Linked DNA regions of Homo sapiens: region 1 is linked to region 2. Evidence: chromatin contacts called from ENCODE Hi-C or POLR2A ChIA-PET data. All regions are on one chromosome and are shown on one strand. The core of a region is the stretch at or near the end of the contact, and the rest is flanking DNA. Distances in the headings are between cores, read along the strand shown.

Evidence for each region. A loop is a pair of places that touch in the nucleus more often than their neighbours do. ChIA-PET counts read pairs that join two places held with the same protein, here RNA polymerase II (POLR2A). Pooled maps may share reads with other maps.
Region 1: a map of psoas muscle shows a loop between it and region 2 (2.5-fold over the local background). The contact joins two enhancer-like sites. A Hi-C loop is called at or near these places in 2 of 168 maps with a recorded cell type or tissue (heart left ventricle and psoas muscle) and 1 of 50 pooled maps. POLR2A ChIA-PET finds 5 or more read pairs at or near these places in 5 of 52 experiments (CD4-positive, alpha-beta T cell, Caco-2, Panc1 and 2 more).

Annotation. Positions count from the first base shown.
Region 1 is chr1:60,901,394-60,906,501 of GRCh38, forward strand. All of the region lies in intron 2 of LOC105378764 (a long non-coding RNA gene), which reads right to left. Among named protein-coding and RNA genes, the nearest start is that of NFIA-AS2, 67 kb to the right of the region's middle. RefSeq lists an enhancer at 1,842-2,375. Within about 2 kb of position 2,383, at least 11 of the 41 ENCODE cell types and tissues checked have a DNase peak (open chromatin) inside an H3K27ac peak, as active enhancers do.
Region 2 is chr1:60,863,835-60,868,955 of GRCh38, forward strand. No RefSeq gene overlaps it. Among named protein-coding and RNA genes, the nearest start is that of NFIA-AS2, 100 kb to the right of the region's middle. Within about 2 kb of position 3,282, at least 2 of the 41 ENCODE cell types and tissues checked have a DNase peak (open chromatin) inside an H3K27ac peak, as active enhancers do.

The sequences.
Region 1 (5,108 bases), core at 1,133-3,632, 37 kb after region 2:
GGCCCCCAGCTCCATCCATGTTGCTGCAAAGAATATGACTTCATTCTTTTTTATGAATGCATTGTATTCCATGGTGTATATGTGCCACGTTTTCTTTATCCAATCCACCATTGATGGGCACCTAGGTTGATTCCATGTCTTTGCTATTATGAACAACACAGCGATGAACATACAAAGTGCATGTGTCCTTTTTGGTATAATGATCTATTTCCTTTTGTATGTACATCCAGTAATGGAATTACCGGATGGAATGTTAGCTCCGTTTTAAGTTCTTTGAGAAATTTCCAAGCTGCTTTCCACAGTGGCTAAACTAATTTACATTTCCACCAACAATGTATAAGCATGCTGAAGTGAATTAATTTAAAGCAACTAATAGCACAGGTGAATACAGAAAAAAAATATGAGGGTAATAGATAAATGGCTGAAGTTTAGTAAACCTTAATTTAATATGTCCCACTTGTCAATTCAAGTGGGGAACTGGAGGACAAAAATGGTATTCTTTGGTGGTAAATGAGGACTTGCCCCCATTTATCCTCATTCCTAATCTAGGGGTGGTATCTTTTTCATGCTACAAGAGGTCAAGCATGCTCAGCCCCAAGCTCTAATGGTGTCATGTAACATATGTACCAAACCAAAAAAGACTTTTAAGTCTCAACTGACAATCTAAAACTAAGCCAAGACCAAATATCTGTAAGCACAACTTCCTTGGGCTTCCCTGAGCATATCTGGATATTTTCAGTTGCTCAATATGGAAAACAGGATACACAAACAGGCTTAAAATATAAAAGACTATATTGGTTCCTGTCACTGAAAAGTCCAAATATAGCATGGCCTTCAGTCATGGCTTGATCTAGCAACTCAGTCACCCAGATTCTCCATTCTGCCTTCCTTGGAGTTTTAAGGCAAGAATCTCCCTAGTCTCTTCCCCGTTTATATCTAACAAGAAACAGTCTCAGCATTCCCAGAAAAAAATAAAAATAAAAATAAAAAAACAAAGTCAGTCTGTTTGAATCCATGTCCATCCTATGACCCATTCTCAAACCGAAACTGTGGCCAGAGGGTAGGAGACAATGCTTGAATTAACACAGTCATGTGTCCACACCTGGAGTGGAACCTGGAACCCATAAGCTCTAAAAGGCAATTAGAGGTTGTTGGGATTGGAAACAGGTGAGAATAAAGGCTGGCAATGCAACCACAAATATGAGGAAAGAATAGTAATGTCACTGTAATGAAAAGTCTCAGATTTGATCTTGGAAAGATATTGGATACTTCCAAGGATTGGTCATAGTCTTCAGAGATATTTATGAAGTACTCTTATATAAAGAGAAAAAAGTGGTGTGTCTCTAGCTACCATAGATATGCATGGCCAATGTCCACCAGGATATCTGTATGAATTTCTTCTTATTTAATACCACTTTGGGAGTATATATCCCCACTACCTTCGAGGCTGGGTCATTGCCCTACTTAAGAATTTACTTACTAGTGGCTTTTTAAAATGAGAGGGTAGTGGTATAAAAATAATCCAATAGAATGTTATCTGGAAGCCAAAAAATAAGTAAATAAATAAAACCATAGTTTTGCTATTTGGAGTCGAGATTTAAGGTAGAGGAAAGTTAAATGGCTCTAAGAGGCAAAGAGCTGTTTTCTAATGAAGGTGTTGGCTCCCATCCTAGTTTGCCTTTTTTTTTTTAGGACTCCCTGCTAGCCCTCAAAAACCTGCCTTGAGGGCAAACTCTTCACAGTTCAAAGTTTTGCCCTCGGAAGTAAGGCTGCATTTTAATAGCAGCCAAAAATGGGTGCAATTCCTGGGTAAGTGAATTTCATCCAGCAGTAAGCAGGTAGAGACGGATTGGGGAGAGTTTTGGATCTTTCCCAAAGCCTCTTGAAAACGTAACATGTCAGTGGCTGCTTTCAACGTTTATAATTGGAAGACTGCGAATCATAGTCAACTGAAATGTATTAAGCAAGGTGCATTCGCTTAAATTATTTTATCTAACCCTCGCATCAAGCCCATGAGGTATATACTTTACCCCATTTCACAGATAAGTAAACAGAGGCTGAAGGAATCTCAATGACTTGTTCCCCAGCACACTGACAGCACACTGTTGCATGACCTTGAGTCAGTCCCTTCTTTCTCAGAACCAGGTCTCTGTCAAAGGAGGCCCTCGGCCCTGGGAATGCCTTCCCAGCTGCCTCTAGCCCTCCCAGGCCTCAGAATGCTTGTTTTGGGCCCTCCTCTTCCAGGCTGTGAGGTCCAGATCCTGGGCAGATGTCTCTCACCATATGCTGAGGGTGATTTAACAAGGCCAAATGGGCAGCCCCGTGGTTAGAGGCGCTCTCGTTACATATACGCCGGTTGCTGCGGCCTGGCCAGCTGTCCCAGCCCTCGCCCGCTCCTTCTTGGAGACAGCAGCCTGCAATTGCAGATGCCAAGCAGCGGAAGATATTTTTAAAGCTACAGCATCTGTCTCCTTGGCAGCCTCCACCCACTGGTGGGCCGGGTGTTTTGGAGTTGCCTTTGGGCACTTCACATGGTTTGGCATCTGATCCATTGTCTAGGCTGCCTTTTAGAGCTCAGCTTTTTTTGTGGGGTGGAGGGGGGGGTCCCCTAAAACCAACTTTTGATGATGACCTGGGTCTCCCCTCTCAGTGACATCAGTGTGTCTCTGGATCTTTTGTAATATTTTTTTTTAACTTTCCTTTAAAAAAAAAAAAGAAAAAACAAGTGATGAAAGAATGAAAGAAAGAGCATTTCCCCTCTGCCAGAGTGGGTTTGAATAGAAAACTGCCCAGTAGCTGTGCAGCTGCCCAAATCTCGCCCACCATGTCCACATTCTGACTAGTGCAGAACACGGCTTTCTTGGCATCCAAACTTCCCTCAGGCTTGACTATTCCTCAAATGTCTCCCTGGGGAGGTGAGGGATTTCTTTTTTCATTTTTCCCCGCTGCTTTTGCAAAAGACTGTGAAGCTTCCTGTCTACATGCAAATAGCCATTCAAAAAAACAGACACTGACACTTAATTCCCCCTGGCAAGCTGTATTAAGTTTTTTCCTTCTCTTAGAAAGGTGCATTTTAGGGAAGACCAGCTCCCAGCCTGCAAACTCAGGCCTGGGGACTTGGCCCTGTTTCAGAACACCAGTTTGAAGATGACTTCTAGTGAGGATTTCAGGCCTAGTGACAAGAAAATTATCTCAGTTGGGGCAACAGGCTCCTGTGTCATGGGGCTGGGCAAGGCACCAGCCTGCCTCTCACTCATGACTTGGCAAGAGTGCCGAATGTGGTCTTTTCTCCAGCCAACAGGCACAGGCAGTGGCTACCAGAGGATGCCAGTGGGCAGGAGTAATCACCAGGGCCCAGCCAGGCTGGCTAGAGGGTGGTGTTTTTAAGTAACCAGCATCACTGGGCACTCCTTGTCCCATTAAGCCACACTGATATAAGACCCAAAGAATCACTAACCCTCACCCCCACCCACAGAGCAGGAGTCTGGAGCTGACATAGGTAACTGGGGTGCATTTCTTCCACTTAAGGTCAATGAAAGATAGCAGTATTCCCGCCATATGATAAGGGAAATTTCTAACACTTCCTCTATACTGTTCTAAGTGCATTATACGTATTTCCCCAGCTAATTCTCACCACAACCCCATGAAGTTGCTATAATCATATTCTCTTTACTGATGAGGAAACCGGAGCACTGAGAGAGGCAGTAACTTACCCAAGGTCACCTAGCTACTATGGCATGGAACAAGGATCTCAAACCAAATGCTCCACCCCCAGAACCCATCTTCTTGACCCTAAAATAAAGATTGATAAAAATGAAGGCTGACTTAAGTTTTAATTCAACATTGAAAACCAGGCAACTCTGAGTTGTTGGTTCTTATTTGTCATCCTTAATTTGAAATGAAAGGGGATTTAAGAAGGGTGTTAAAGGTAGAATATGGGATTGATTCCAAGTATGTAGCCATTCCTGGTATTTTCACTGTGCTTACTGAAGCCAGTGTTCCTTCTTTGCCCCTGTTAGGCAGCAAGTTTGACCTCAGACTGGTGACCAGGAAGGAGCTTAATAAAAATGAGAGGTATTTGAACAGGAAGCCCCACCTGGGCACAGGCATTTCAGAATTTTTAGTGGCTGCAGGAAATCCAGTTAAAGCAGAGGCTACTTAAATGTATTAATTCATTCAATATATTTATTGGGTAACTTCTCTGTATTGGACATTGTTCTGGTTCTGCATGCTACAAATACAGCAATACAGAAAAGGTATAAGGAGTTCCAGGTAAGGGAAGGTTCTCAGTTTTGAATGGGGTGGTCAGATGAGTTTGAGTCTGAAAAGTTGGCATTTGAATAAGATGCTGAGGGAGGTAAGTGAGGAGCCATGAGGGTACCCAGAGGAAGAAAAAGAACAGCAAGTGCCAAGGTGAAGTGCAAAGGCAAAGTGCAAAGGTCAAATGCAAAAGCAAATTGCAAAGGTGAAGCACACCTGATCTACTCAAGGAACATCAGGGAGGCTGATGTGCTGAAAACAGAGTGAGTGGGGAAGAACAGTGAGAGATGAGCTCAGAGTGCTAATGGAGGTAGCAGAGACTGTAATCGTGATCTGTTTAAATAAGGGTAGTTTAATGAGCTATTCCTAGTGTACTCGGGTGAAGGAACAAAATTATCCAAAAGTCAAGGAACTAACAAGTCTGGAGGTCAAAGGAGAATGCAGTCTGCCCCTTCCTTGACTTGGTTTGGCTCTCCACGCCTCAGGATTTCCTTTTGTAAAGTAAGACTAGCCATAGGAATCAAGGCTTTCTACTGAGCAGGAAGATGTGGCAACTTCACAGGAATGCTAAAGGAGATGCTCACAAGGAGAAAGAAGGAGCCTCCTTTATGATTTAACACCCAAAACAATAGTTCCATTGCCTACTGTAGTGCCTGGAATTCCACCTTTAAATACCCAGCCCTTTAGGTTCTGAAGGCACTAAATGGAGGCGAGAGGGCACCAAACACAAACTGCACCTATTTCAAGATGCTGTCAAAAATCAGAATGTGCATCATCCTCTTAACTCTGTTCTCAAAATTCTTAGGCCTCCTTTCTAATGTCTCATAAATTCATACCCATGGAAATGC
Region 2 (5,121 bases), core at 2,032-4,531:
GCAGTAAATGCACAACTTTTTAAATAATCACAGTTCAACAGCCCTGAGAAATAGTGATGGACAATTCTCCCATATTCTGGAGTACATATATTGAAGGCCCATAGCGGAGAAAACTGTAGGTTCTTGGAGATCAAAGGATCGCTTATATTCAGAAAAAATTAGGATGTGTTTGGTGCACATCCACGAAAATTAGGACGTGTTTGGTACCCTGATAAAGGTATTTCTACAGTTCCTAGTGTCACACAATTTGAAAGAATATAACGAATACAAGTCATTCTCTCTGCTTCTTTCTCCCTCTTAGTCCTAAGTAACATTACTTGAAATGCAGCAACTGTCTGGACTTTTTCTCACTTTAAAAAAAATTATTTTTACAACCATTCTTATTGGTAGGTCCATATTGTGGTTTACTTTTCCATACTAAAGAGAGGATGTGTGGTTAAAAACCCCTGTGAAGAAGATGGCTAGGTTATAGTAAGGAAATCAGAAGTGACTTTCTCTGATTAAGGAAGAGCTCATGTCAAGTTTAGCCTGAATTGTGCTAAACCGAATTGATAATGACTGATTGCTTTGTTTACAAAGAATGGAAAAGTCCAAAATTAATGTATTTAAAAAGACACCAAAAAACATCGGTGGTGCCTAGCCCAGCATAGGTTAGAACTTGTAAAATATCAGTAATGTATTTATTTACTCACATAAATCATACATCTAAACACAATGCCAGCCAAACCAAAAATCAAGAGACTTGAATGCTGCCATCTCTTGTTTATCTTCCTTCATGACTAAATTAACTAATGAGTTAATTTTCAAAAAATAAAGTAAGGAAAGAGAAATATTTTTTCCTGGAAATTTTTTTTTTAACTCCTTGGAAAACCTGTTCAGTTGTTCCCAGATTTAGTTTGAGACTTTTCCAACAGAGATGTGTAAGACAGCAAAACTGAACTAAACATTTTTGTAAATGCACGGCTCACGTTCTTGAGAAAAGTGGCTGTGAAAAACAGATACTGAATCAGACTTAAAGTCAAAGAAGGGGGGGTGAATAGGGGGGAAAAAGCCCAAAACATTGCATGATAGTCTCTAAGCAGTTCCATCTGTCAAGCAGAAATTTTAGGCTAATAGCCTGTGGCGATCTCCCTCCGCAGTCCACTACCTGCCTTTGTCCTATTAAATCTCTTTATTCTCCTTAAAAAAAAAAAAAAAAAAAAGAGGGGGGGATTGGTTATTGGAAGGAAAGGAAAAACCCCGCAGACCAAAATCATCTGAGTGATGAAGCCCTAATTTTAACTACCTCCCTTTGATGTGTAGCAGTGGGCTCTTGTTTTTTTAAAAAGGAGAGAGGAGAAGACAGTGCTAGGAGCAGAAGACTTTTCATCTCCACTTCACCTTGCCACTGGGTCTGTGAGAGATTGGTTCATTGTCAAGGAGATTTTTTTTTTTACCCATGATTCCATATGGTATGGACCGGACTACATGTTGCCCCACATGCCACTGCAAATGTTTTCTCAATTAGGTGTCTTATCTCCCGTGAGTTAGCATCAGATGAAGCTTGCTGACAGCGTAATGGCAGGGAAAGCTTCCGACGGCTCCATCAAATGGCAGCTCTGCTACGACATCTCGGCCAGAACTTGGTGGATGGTGAGTTGGCAGCCGGGGCTGCTTTTTTTTTTTTTTTTTTTTTCCTTTTCTACTTTCCCTCCCTCTTTGACAAAATGTCCCAGACCTCACATTCATCAAACTCACATTTGATTTTTTTCACACTATTCAGTGAGGCAGCCTCACACTGCTGCCTCTTGCCATCCTCTCTCTGCCACTCTGCGACTTGAGTTCCCAGGAATGCTTGCCCTCATTTTCCATGGGACAGTATTTGGGGTTTTCTATTTTTTTTTAATTCTTTTTTAAAGAGTATCAGTTGTAAGGTGGAGGTGGATATTTTAGCCAAGTCAGTATTGGGGGAAAAAGTGAAACATTCGTCCCAGCCCTCAGGTTTTGCCCCCTCTCTCCAGTTTCACATCCCCCTTACTTTTGTTTTCAGGGACTATGGGGTGTATGGTTTTCTCTGGCTGTGGCATTTTCTGAGGACGCGTGTTGGGCACTAGGGAGAAGCAACCTCTGAGTGAATTCTAGTCCTGGCCAATTAACTGGATTGCCTAAAGTCACCTGTGAGAGAACTCTGGGTCCCCACTCCCTATTTTCCATCAGGGTCCCACAGCTCTCATCTAACTTTTCTCCGTTTATGTCAGAGCAGGTTTTCTGTCTCTTAGGCACTCTAGCTCTGAGTGGAAAAGACCCACACACTCTATCTTTTAGTTACTCTGGATATAAATAAAGTTTGAATAAAGTTCTGCCATGCAGCAGCAGAATGAGTTAACTCACATGTCATGGTCAACCAGGACAGACAACCTTTGACATTTTGGATCTATAAGAGGTAGAGTGAGTTGTGAGGATGCACAATAGCTCATTGTCACAGGAGATGCAAGTCCCGTGAGGAAGAGAGTCCTCAAATCATTACTGCCCTCGTTAGGGTGGTGTCCGTTAAGGATTAATTTGTTAGCAGTGCATTTCTAGTTTTCCGTAATTATTATTCTTGCGGCAAGCGTGAATTCTTCCAGGGAGTGAAAAAAAAGTTTGCTGCCAGGACAATGAATGTATTATCCGTTCCTAACTGGACCGTGAACTTCAGCTCATTTCACATAGATATCAGTTTAAGAAAAAAACAGAGAGAGAGAGAGAGAGAGAGAGATGTTGAAGGGGGAGACTGGCGAATGGAATTACAAAACAGGGCATGGTCGGTTTCACTGTATGATCTGCAGAAAGAGTTCTCTTTTCCCCTTCCTGGACCAATGGTGGTATCATTTTGGCAAGTTTTAGGAATTCGGAGGACTGAGAGACTGTTAAAAGTGAGCTACCGCAGGATTCTATCCGGCTGCTTCTTGGGATGCAGTATGTCCATCCTAAGGACTGTTGAGTTAAAGTGGTTGTGGGTATGTGTGTACATGTGTGTTTTAACTTGTAATTTCTTAACTAGACATTAGAAACTTTACCAGTAATTTCAGGACAATGTTGCATGCAGCTTTTGGCTAATTAGACTAACAGTAGACTATCCACTTTGACCCTGAACTTTTGTTCAGGGCACTTATTTTCCCATTAGAGTTCTTGCCAGCAAGAACAAGGTTTACTTGTGTATGCTATGATGTTACCTATTGCTTCACTTTATACAGCTTGTTAAACATTAGAAATGAATATACTGATTGGTTTAGCAATGATTTTCTAAGTTGTAAGCTTTTTTTGAAAAAACTGCACGCTGATGTCATATTCTGGGTGAAACATTTTACTTCCTTGTATTTCAACAGCTCATAGATTTTATAGACTGTTACTTTTTATGGCAAATTGTGTCATCTCTCTCTTTTTTTTTTCTTGCAAAGATCACCAAATGCTTCTCTTTTTTTAACTTGGAAAACTGTAATTTCTTTTTTGTAAAGTTTACTTGGAAGTTGCTTTTCATTTAAAATTATTTTACAGATGTTTTACCGCCGGGAATATAACATATAAAAGTGGTGGAAACATTTAGCAATGCAGTTGCCTAAAAATAAACAATGTTGAAAGCTCACATGCTGCTGTTTAGGCTGCACACTACAGGGAAGTTTCTCTCAACTTCAGTGCTTCTAGATCTTTGCTTTGAAAAGGAGTGAGAAATCAGAGCGCTCTCTAAAGAAGTTATACAAGTTATCATAGGGAATAAATCAATTTGTTTCTTTCCCTCAAAGGTGACCACATACCATGGCATTTCAGATCTGTCAGTTACCAATAATTCTAATGTAAATTTCCCATTATTGATGGGAAATTGAGGACTTTGATGAAGGAGGAGGGAACTAATTAAAATAATACAAATTTCACATTTTCTCTTAGATCTCTTTCCTTGAATAACATGCTCTCCCTCTCCCTCCATTCACCCACCTCGCTATCCCAAACAATTTCCCCAGCTGAAAGAAAAATTTAAACTTCCCTCTGGCTGATATAGTTATTTAATCAAAGGACAGTACAAGATCGGAGTTTCACACTAAAGGCAAATAAAGCTTTAAAATTACCTCATGCGTCATCTGGCTGCACAGACTCCGGGCTCATAGTGGGAACCTCCGGCTTGGTCCTCCCAGCATACAAAGGCAACTCAGTGAATGCCCCCTCCGCCCGTGGAGACGCGGCCTCAGCTGCCAGCGACGGGATATGCAATTTTGCTTTTTAATGAATCGTAAACAATTTGTATGGCAAATGAGTTTGTTTGTTTTAGTTTGGGGGCATATGTTGTACCAGGTTGTAGACAGTCATTACCTACTCCAGAATTTTAGGTGAGAATGAGTAGAGCTCTGGATCATTTTTATTTTTCTAAATAATAAAGACACACTAGGATGAAAGAAACTGGTTAATAAAAGACTGAGAATAACAACCTCTCTTCTCCTTCCCTCTCTCCCCTCTTTTCCTCTCTATCCCCACCCCCTCTCATAACTCACTCAGGCTTACAGTAGGGCTTTAGCTACACTTTTTGATAACTAACTGGAAATAATCGGTTGACTCGATTAATTTTTAATTTTTTTAGGTATAAATTTTAACTTTGTCTTTAAAAGACTACTTTTGTTTAAGAAACAGTTATTTTAAAATATGTAATATGGAGAAGGGCCATCTCTGTCCTCCATTACTTTTTTTGGTTGAAGCTAAGGTTGCCTTGAGGGACATGGATATAAGAATGATAAATACATGTTTTATATCAAAATGAAGCAAGAAAGGGGTCTTGATATTGAAAAGTCAAATAAAAAAGTTTATTCAAACCCACAGAGTTGTAAACAACTTAGAAGTTAACAAGCAACCAGGGTTCAAGCATGTACATTTTAACAGTAATTACCTTTGGCGCTGCCACTTATGAGAAACCTTTTGATATCTGAGCCACTTCTCTAATGCTTTAATCATGCAAATCAAGAAATAGATATTACATATCAACTTAATCTAGCTGTGTTGTGACATCGCTAGCAGAAACTCTCCCATAGAAAACTAAAGAAAACCCTCATGAAATTTTCCTCAGCTCCAAATGAAATGGAGGCACCCTAGAAGCATGTATTTGCTTCAAAATATAAT